Linked DNA regions of Homo sapiens: region 2 is linked to region 1. The links are chromatin contacts, found by Hi-C in ENCODE. All regions are on one chromosome and are shown on one strand. Each heading gives the region's core, a stretch centred on a gene start or an enhancer-like site at or near the end of the contact. The rest is flanking DNA. Distances are from core to core; before and after follow the strand shown. Region 1 holds the start of RFC3 (replication factor C subunit 3). Region 2 holds the start of SPART-AS1 (SPART antisense RNA 1).

The links. Hi-C counts contacts between places; a loop is a spot of excess contacts on that map. Pooled maps may share reads with other maps.
Region 2: a loop to region 1 is called in a pooled map, with 16 times the contacts of the local background. The contact joins the promoter of SPART-AS1 here to the promoter of RFC3 in region 1. A Hi-C loop is called at or near these places in 7 of 50 pooled maps.

What each region holds. Positions count from the first base shown.
Region 1 is chr13:33,816,488-33,821,704 of GRCh38, forward strand. RFC3 (replication factor C subunit 3) reads left to right here and starts at 1,662. Exons shown (of 9, transcript NM_002915.4): 1 at 1,662-1,778; 2 at 4,645-4,782. The coding sequence starts at 1,692.
Region 2 is chr13:36,343,744-36,348,389 of GRCh38, forward strand. It overlaps SPART-AS1 (SPART antisense RNA 1), which reads left to right and starts at 2,688. Exons shown (of 5, transcript NR_045181.1): 1 at 2,688-2,764. It overlaps SPART (spartin), which reads right to left and starts at 2,651. Exons shown (of 9, transcript NM_015087.5): 1 at 2,482-2,651. RefSeq lists a silencer at 2,500-2,549.

The sequences.
Region 1 (5,217 bases), core at 412-2,911:
TATTACAATTTCAAATATTGCCAGGGACATACTTATATGAGAAAAAAAATCATTTGTAATAAATTTTGCCATAGACATATGAAAAAGCTTCTGAAATTCAAATTTAACTGGACTTCCTGGGTCACCACACTATTTCTCCTTCCTCAGAACCCCCAACAATATTGAAGCACATGTCTTCATGTGCTTCAATGGTAGAGACATGTCTTCACGGTAGAGACCATCAACCACTGCTCCTTATTGAAGTTGTCTGTCATGCCTGTGGTCACTCTTGCCAAATTATTGATCATTCTAGCACTTGGTTCTTCTCTTTATTCCTCTCAGTACTTATTTCCATTATCATTCATTATGATTATGATATACACATAGACCACAATTCAGTATCCCTGCTTCTGATTTCCTTTACCTTCTCATTTCAAACACTTCCTCCATTTCAATTCCAAAGGAGAGAAGCATAAAGAAGATGAAGCTTTTTTGCAATATTAAATAGGGTGGTCAGGGAAGCCTCAGTGAGGAGATAATACTTGAGCCAACATCCTGAAGGAAATGAGGGACCCAACTCTGCTGACTGGAGAAACATAGTCCAGGAAGAGGAAACAGTAATTGCAAAGGCCCTGAGGCAGAAGCCTTCCAGGCTTATTATAGAAAGTTTCTCGAGAACAGGGATTAAATCTTATACTTGGTGGTGTGGATAATACCTTACCTGCAGGAGTAATTCATGTAATATGACGATTCATAGAAGAACATGATAAATTATTGATTAATAAATGAGTAAGAGGCACCTTGGTGAAAGGTTATTAAGTATATTTGGAAATCATTTCCTGCCTGTAAGACCTTGCAATCAAATGGCAGGACTTAGGGTTCTTAATAATACATAAAATAAAAGCATAAATTAAATAAGGAATTAATATTATGTACAATGAGTAAAGTGCATTTTGAGAGGCACTATTTGAAGAGAACTTCAAAAGTTGCATATCAACTTCATATGCAGAATATTTTTCTGAGGGGTTCAGATGCTTCTACACATTTTAATTGGAGGGCTTTCAAATATTCTAGACTTAGAATGCATATTAACCTCGTGTCTTCTCCCCTACAGACCACATTTGGGTAGTTTTTCCATGCTCTTGATTCTTTTGTTTCTAATCCAATAAGAATATTGAGGAATAGAGGTAACAAAGGATAGTGAAGATCAGACATTTTCAAGCGATTCATCCAATGAAGCTTTACTGGGTACCTGCCAAGTGAGTGAAACCCTGAGATGTATATATTCTAGTGCCGAGGACAGAGTTCCACACCTAGCAGATATTTAGTAAATTTTTGTTGAATGAATTAAGTGAATGAAAGAATGAATAAATGAAAGGAACGGTCTTCTCTGAGGTATCTGGATGTGACGCCAAAAGGGTCAGAACCACATTTTCAATTCCGCTTGATAATTTCTAGAATATAATAGACGGTGCGAACAAAGAGAAAATAAATAAAGCAGTGAACTTCAGAACTAGAGGGCATCGACGCGGCAGCTGATTTTGTCTGCACACGGCCCCCGTAGCCTTTCCGTCCAAAATCATTTACGCGGCCGCGACCGGTAGTGACGTCACGAGATTTGGAGCTCGCGGGAAAACTTGTCTCTGCGTTGTGGGGAGGACGCGCGCTCGCGCGGGATTTTCAAGCGTAGGCCCCCGGGAACTCGAGCTGCCATGAGCCTCTGGGTGGACAAGTATCGGCCCTGCTCCTTGGGACGGCTGGACTATCACAAGGAGCAGGCGGCCCAGCTGCGGAACCTGGTGAGTCTGCGGGGGCCGGGAGCGTGGGAGAGGGGAGGCCCCCCGGCTCGGGGTTTCGCGCCCCCCTGAGGAGCAGTGCTTCTCCCGCCCGCATTGGAAGGTGATAAGTGCTATGGAGAAAAATAACACAGGGAAGGGGGAAGAGGTGTGGGAGGCTGGCTTGTATTTTTAAACAAGAAAAGCTCCACTGAGAAGTGGCATCTGAGCCGAGACTTGAAGGAAATTGAAAAGTCATAAATACAGAAATCCGAGCAAAGAGTGGAACAGGTAAGAGGGGACAGCAAGTGCAAAATTCCCGGGCAGGGATGTGCACGGCATGTTCTAAGAACCTCAGGAGGCCGGCGTAGCCGATAGTGGTGAACCAGCGGGAAGGGTAATCGGAGATGGGTGTATGTGTTGGGATGGAGTTGGAGTGCAGACCCAGTCAGTCTCAGAATAAGACGAGAAGCCGTTGGAGCATTTTGAGCGGAGATGACACCATGTGATTTACTTTCTAGCTGGCTTAAGATTTCTCGATGTCATTGTCATTTACAAGTAAAGTGTTGTAAATATGTATTTACTCCAAAGATCGTTTCTAATTCTCAAATAAATTGTATTAGGACGTTCCTGAGATTAGTTTTTTTTTTTTTTTTTTTTTTTTTTGAGACGGAGTTTAGCTGTTGTCGCCCAGGCTGGAATGCAATGGCGCGGTCTCGGCTCACTGCAACCTCCGCCTCACGGGTTCAAGCGATTCTCCTGCCTCAGCCTCCCGAGTAGCTGGGATTACAGGCGCCCGCCACCACGCACAGCTAATTTTTGTATTTTTCAGTAGAGACGGGGTTTCACCACGTTGGCCAGGCTGGTCTCGAACTCCTGACCTCAGGTGATCCGCCTGCCTCGGCCTCCCAAAGTGCTGGGATTACAGGCGTGGGCCACCGTGCGTGGCTGAGATTAGAGCTTTGTGAAAGATCCTCTCCCCTCTATCCTGATGCCTCTTTGTCTGTTGTAGTTGATAAAAGTGCCCAATGGCAATATTTTGTGAGAACGAACTGAATCTTCCAGGGAGTAGAGAGTAAAGAAGGATCTTTAGGAGAATAAAGTGTCTGTGGAAGACATTTATCCACTCCTTTTAAGGAACTCAAATTAATATATGATGCTGATGGAAACGTTTTTGCCCAATACCCTGGTTTTCCCTTCCGACCTTTCTTAGATTTACAGATACTATTTAATTAAGTGCGTCTTAAAAATAAGAAATAATAAGAAAAGATTGTACACGTAAAAATCATTAGACTAGTTGATAGTGTTGTGACATTGAAGGTTTTTTTTTGGTCTCTTTATTGATACTGCATGTATACTAATTTAAAATAAATTGATTACTGCAGTATCCATCATTTATAGACAAATTACATTTTCCGTCAATAGCTTTGTCTTCAGTTTTCCTAGTGATAGAATACATTTTATTTTCTGTGGCCACATTTTGTTGTACAGAATTTGGAATGTATATTTTGGACATGAATTTAATATAATGGTCTTATGTGTTAAATTTGCTTTTAAGAAATGTTCACCTGTTTACTCTTTTATTTGCAGCTTAATCAAACTATGAAACATTTAAAGCATAACCCTTATTTTTGATTAGATTGAAGTTGAAAAAACAAGGCAGTAAGTGTCTGTGGGACACTTGCCATTTTCCAGGCAGTATATTAGATTGAATAGTTCTTTTCCTTGGGACTTTTTAGTGACAGAGATGGATGAGTTTACAAAGTATTAAAATTCATTGCAATAAGCGCTTCTCTTAAGATACGTATTCCATTTTTTCAATAATGGTTATTTACAGAACTTCACCTTACAAGACTTTATGCTCCCGAGGCTAAGGTCTGTCACCCACTCATCTTTATAGCCTTCATAGCACTGGTTCCCAAACCAGACTGATCATCAGAAACACCCGAAAAGCTTTTGCAAAACTCATCATCAGCAGATACTGTTAGTGCCCTACCCAGTCCTCTTGCTTTTAAGTGCACACAGACTGACTTCTGACTTCTAACTTTGTACATCTGTACTTTGCCTGAGGGCTTTTCTCTCTGTGACACCCATAGTAGATTTGAAATGCCTGGAATTAATGCTCTTTCTTTTCCCCCATCCACTTTTCTAAGCAGGCTTCAAGAAAGAACTCATCAGAGATAATCATACGGCAGCTTCCCCACCCTTTGGGTGGGTTAACACTCTGGTGGGTGTTTATGTTGGCTTTAAGAGTTTCCCTAGCAGGATCAAACACAGATACCTAGAGCCATTCAACTTGACAACACACTCTTACTGGCTGCCTTCCTTTCCCTGTTTCGCATCCCCACTCTCCTATGAAGTTTTCCTTTATCTCACAAGTAACCTCCCAAAGAAACCAAATGCACTGAATTGTTATCACAGGGACTGTTTCTAATAGTCCGAAGTAAGAAAGGCCTGAATCTCAGAGTTACAGAATCCTAATCTCATGGATGATAGGGTCTGTTCATTAGTCAGTCCTTTATTTTAAAAAGTTTTCTAGGAGATTCTGATAGTCAGGTTTGGGAGTTCCCGCTTTCTAGCATTTAGTTTTGTATCTTGCATGTGCTGTCACGTATATAAGTTATACAAAATTAGTGTCAGGCGAATAGTAAACTTTTCAGCATATATATATTTATATATATATATATATATATAAAAGATACACAATATTTTGTGTATCTACCCATGAAACTCCAAGTTTTACACATATATAAAAAATTGGGTGTATCTACTCATGAACTGGGAGTTTCATGGGTAGACACATAAAATATTTGTTACTTAAAAAGTAGTTTGGTTCTACCTAGAGCAGTTCAGTTTGACTAGGGAAAAATGCCTTGTTCTTTTTTTTCAGGTGCAGTGTGGTGACTTTCCTCATCTGTTAGTGTACGGACCATCAGGTGCTGGAAAAAAGACAAGAATTATGTGTATTCTACGTGAACTTTATGGTGTTGGAGTGGAAAAATTGAGAATTGAACATCAGACCATCACAGTAAGCATTTCACTTTGAGGCCCTGAAAGTAATTTATAGCGGGGACTTTCAGTCTTGGTCATGTATGTCCCCCCAACTCAGTTGCTTCCTAATGTATGATTTAAATAAGAATTCCACAGGTAGTCTTGGGGCACAGGATTTGAGAGCTACTGATATGGATCTGTTATAACCAGAGCAAAGCCATTTATGTTAGATAGGAAATAAGAGCAACAGAGGGTTTGGGGTAAAATGTAGAGGGTGAGATTAATTTCAGATTACCTAATAAGACAATGTCTTAGCTGAAATTAGAACTCAGGTTTCCAGACTTCATTTTTCTGAGAGCAGTAGTGGGGATGGAAAGAAAGAGAATGATTTTGAGAAAAATGTTAAACATGGTATCAAGTGACTTGGTAAAGAGTGGGCAACTGACTGACTGGGAAAGGAGGCCTGCAACTC
Region 2 (4,646 bases), core at 1,438-3,937, 2.5 Mb after region 1:
TAAGGTTATCCAATCCTCACTCTTGGAGGTTGATATCTGATTTTAAAAATGTTTTACAAATATTGAGCAGCTTGCCCAAGAAGAGAGCTAGTAAATGATACATTCAAATCAGTTCATGGATCAGAAGATTATCTGTCAAGAAAATTAAATGAGCTCTCGCCTGTAATCCCAGCTACTGCACAGGCTGAGGCCGGAGGATCGCTTGGGCCCAGAAGTTCAAGGTTGCAGTGAGCTATGACTGCACCACTGCACTCCAACCAGCCTGGGTGACAGAGCAAGACCTTGTCTCTTTAAAAAAAAAAAAAAAAGAAAGAAAGAAAAGAAAAATGAAAATGAAAATTAGATGAGATGTGTTTGATTCCAAATCTAAAAGTCCTACTATGTTTACAAGTCAGCAGAGTGAGGGAGGGGTGAAGAAAACCCAGAGTGTCCCGTCGTAGAAAGTCATGTGGCTTAAATCTTCAATAGGTAGCATTTGAAAGTAGAAGCGAGGCATAATGAAGGAATATAGCTAGAAGCAATATTTACCTTGGGTATACGTTTATTTCTAAGCTTATTTTACATACGGTGTGATGAAAGATTTCCTAATAATGTGTCAATGGAGGGAACAAGATGGCTACTGAGAAAGAAGAGTGTGCCTGTGTGTAGGGGTGGAGTGGGAGGGCTAATTCCACAGGATTGCTTAATAACCTTCCTTGCTACATCTCCATCTTAAAGAGAAAAAAAGGATACACGAGAGAAGAGCCTGGGTATCTAGAGGTTATATATAAGTCTAATGGTCAATTTCAGTCTAATCTCTGGGGAATCTCAACACAGAAAGAAAAAGGTTTATATTAAAATATCACATTTTTATTTTGTGACTGGGATTTGCTATATCCTCAGCGGTCTCAGAAAATACATTTTACAGAAATAAGGATTGGAGGATGGTGACTTAAAAAAAAGCCTATTCTATTCCTAAGCACAATTAAGTGTCAATCAAGTGTCCTGAAAAGATAAAAACCATTATCACATTATTTCACATTATTTAATTTTCAAAGTTAAGAAGACAAAGTCTTTGAAATGACAATCTGATGTATTAAACAGTACCTACACCAGTGTACAGTCTTCAACAACAAACCAAAATCTGTTCCGATACCAGTAGTTCACCTAAATTCTAATTTTTTAACGTTCTAATAAAACACATTTATTTCAACATAACTACATGTATGTCTGTGTATGTCTTAAAAAATACCCGAGAAAAGGTAAAATTCTGCATTAAAATACCTAGCAATTTAGTTCGATTCCATAAACACTGAAAGAAGTAACACTCTCACTTAACAGTCAACATTACAAGCAGTCTTTAATAATACCGCATTTAACTCCTTAGAGCTAGCACAAGTTGATCTAATGCCTATTTGGCCCTTTACCAAAAAAGCGGAGGGGGCTTTGTCTAACACCTGTATACACCTCCCTCCGTAGCATCCCGCTCATTCTAGCTTCTTAGGGAAACCATAGACAACGACGTTTCAGAGAGTGCCAGAGGTGAAGCCGACCCGAAACCACATTACAGAAAGGCTTCCTGTTTCAAACAGGTCCAATAAAGCCACCAAATTAAGTCTACGATTATAAAGAACTGCGAATCAGAAAATAATTCCATATAGGTGCAGTCTTCTATTACTTTTTTCCCCACTTTCGGAAATTTCAAAGAAAAATTGCTACATTCTTAAATATGAGGCCATTATTTCAAAGGCTGTAACAACCTGGAACGCAAATTCGTTAAATTATGATACAATAAGGCCAACCTCGAGGATCCTCGGTGGACTACTAGCGCACTTCCTTACAATTAGAAAGTGAAAAACTGGGTCAGCCCTAGAGTCACGCAATAATGCTGCGTCACGAAACTGCGCATTCCAAGAGAAACTTTTCTCAGGCCCAGAATTAAGTCGGAGGGATCCGCCGCGCAGCTCAATCCCTAGGAAGCATGAAAGAATGTATTGTAAAGAGTAAAATCACGCGCAATCCATCCCAATATAACCGCAGTTGTTCGTGGGCCTTCTTGCAGAGAAAGGCTGCCCAACCTTGACGGGGCCATGGGCGCTGCGGGAGGGCAAAAGACCACAGAGATCTGCGAAGCCAAAGTAAACAACGGGGTTGGGGCGGCGAGAATGATCAATAGCGATGCTCCGAAAGGACTCCGCGATAGGAATCGAGCGGGAAGGATTCCCTCCATCCTAACAGTCCATGGGTTAAGAGGCCGAAGCTTCCCTAAATACCACACTCCCGCGAGAGAAGGGACTGAGAACAACTTCTCAAACTATTCTCTCTCGAAATCGCTCCCTTCCTCGAAAATTCCATCTCTGAGACTCGGATGAGGTCCCCACCCCCTCCACCCTTGTCCCGTGACCGTCGCCCGCTCAGCCTCCCAGCCGAGTCCGCGGGGCCTGGGGCGCCCACCCCGCCCACCCAAGGGACCGCGCAGGGGTGAACTCCCCCGCGCCCCACCTGCGCCTTCCAGACCTCGGGCGCCCCGGCGTTGCCTCGAGAGCTCCCTGCGCGGCCGCCGCGGCACGGACCAGCTCCCACTCCCTTACACTGGGCGCCGCTGCGCTCGCCGGGGGCCGGTCCCGAGGTTCCCAAGGCCTCGCGCGCGCGCTTGCCGTGGCAACCAAGACGTTCCACGACGCGCGCTCTCGAACGCTTCGCGTCACGCGGCCGCGCGGCCCCGCCCGTCGGCCTCGCTCCCGCCACAGAGCCCGCAGCACGCCGCCGCCGCAGCCTAGGTCACGTGAGTACCCACGCGCGCGTCTTGCCAGCGGATTCATCACCGGCCTGCTCAGACTAGGTTCTGCCCACTCTGACCTTCTAAATGGTACGTGGGAGGACGTCCGTCCCCTTCGGACCCAAGAGTCACCGTAACACTCTAGAAGGGGAGAAAAGGAGCGAGGGCGGCAGGCGACAGAGAACCTCGCGAGTCAGCGGCCCCGCGCAGACCCCCCCAGGCACGGTCCCCTGCGGCCACGTCGGCTGCTCGGCGCCTGCGCAATCTCTTTCTCTCCAGCGAAACCGAGGCCTCCGGAGAGCCTAGTAGAGAGTGTGGGCAGTGAGCGCTTGTAGCCGCTAGAGGGAGCGCTGGGCACAGTGCACGAGAGACAATAAAGGCTGATTATCCCCTCAATGTCTCTGCAGCCTGAGCTTTGTGACTTCTGTATCCAGAGCACAGTTAATTTCCAAAAGCCCGCCTGCACCACGTGTTTTAAGTCTTGGTGTGTGTGTAAAGTCTATATCACTATCATAAAACTGTTAGTTCCTGATTCCGGGATACAAAGAGTAAAATCAAGATGAACATACTTTACCCTTCTTGACAAGTGTTTTTAAATTAGTAAAATATTGTAGATGACAGACTCTTCAATAGGGCTGCCTTAGGGAAAAAAAAACAGAAAAAAGAAAAAGCAGTATGTACTTGCCCGGAGCATTTAGAACCAGTTTTGTTGTTGTTGTGTTTTTGTTTTGTTTTGAGACAGAGTCTTACTATGTTGCCCAGGCTGGAGTGCAGTGGCATGATCTCGGCTCACTGCAACCTCTGCTTCCCAGGTTCAAGCGACTCTCATGCCTCAGCCTCCAGAGAAGCTGGAATTACAGCTGTGCACCACCACTCCCGTCTAATTTTTGTATTTTTAGTAGAGACGGGGTTTCACCATATTGGCCAAGCTGGTCTTGAAAGCTTGACCTCAAGTTAGCCAGGCTGGTCTCGAATTCCTGACCTCAAGCGATCCACCTGCCTCAGTTTCCCAAAGTGCTGGGATTACAGGCGTGAGTCACCGCGCCTGGCCTTAGGACCAGTTAAGTGACTCCCTCAAATCTCAGAAAGGTAGCAGTCAGTCATCCCAAAAAGCAAAACCTATTAGGAATATATTAATACAGTGGTTTCAAAATGATTTTGCTCTTATACCCCCAAAGGAGTCCCCAAAGACTATGACTGTATTCTCACTTCCACGTTTTTGGATTGACCATCACAATTTCTCATCTGACTTAAATAGTTACAAAAGAAGCAACTTCTGTTTTATTATAAATTAACATTTTAAAATAAAAGTTATATAACTTTTAAATGTAGCCAGTGGAATCTAAATACCAATTTAATATCTAAAATCATCAATTTTTAAAACTACATGAACAAGCTTTTAACAGAAGGAAATTTTACATCATTTCTTTTCTTCTTGAACTCATATTTCCGTTCCATATTGTGAAATTGTATGTCAATATTTCTTTAGTCTTGCAAATATTGGCCAGGCTTGGTGGCTTATGCCTGTAGTCCCAGCTACTCCAGAGGCCGAGGCAAGAGAATCGCTTGAGCCCAGGAGTTCGAGACCAGCCTGGGCAACATGACGAAACCCGTCCCTACAAAAAAACACAAAAATTAGCTGGGCATGGTGGTACACATCTGTAGTCCCAGTTACTCCAGAGGCTGAGGCAGGAAGATCACCTGAGCTGGGGAGGCAGAGGCAGCAGTGACTGAGATTGTGCCACTGCACCCCAGCCTGGGCAATAGAGCCAGACCCTGTACCCCCTGGCCCCCACCAAAAAAAGAAAGGAAATCTTTTATTGGTCATCTACTCTACTTCTTTACATTTAAAAAGTACATACATTTAAATAGAATTTTTTAAATTTCC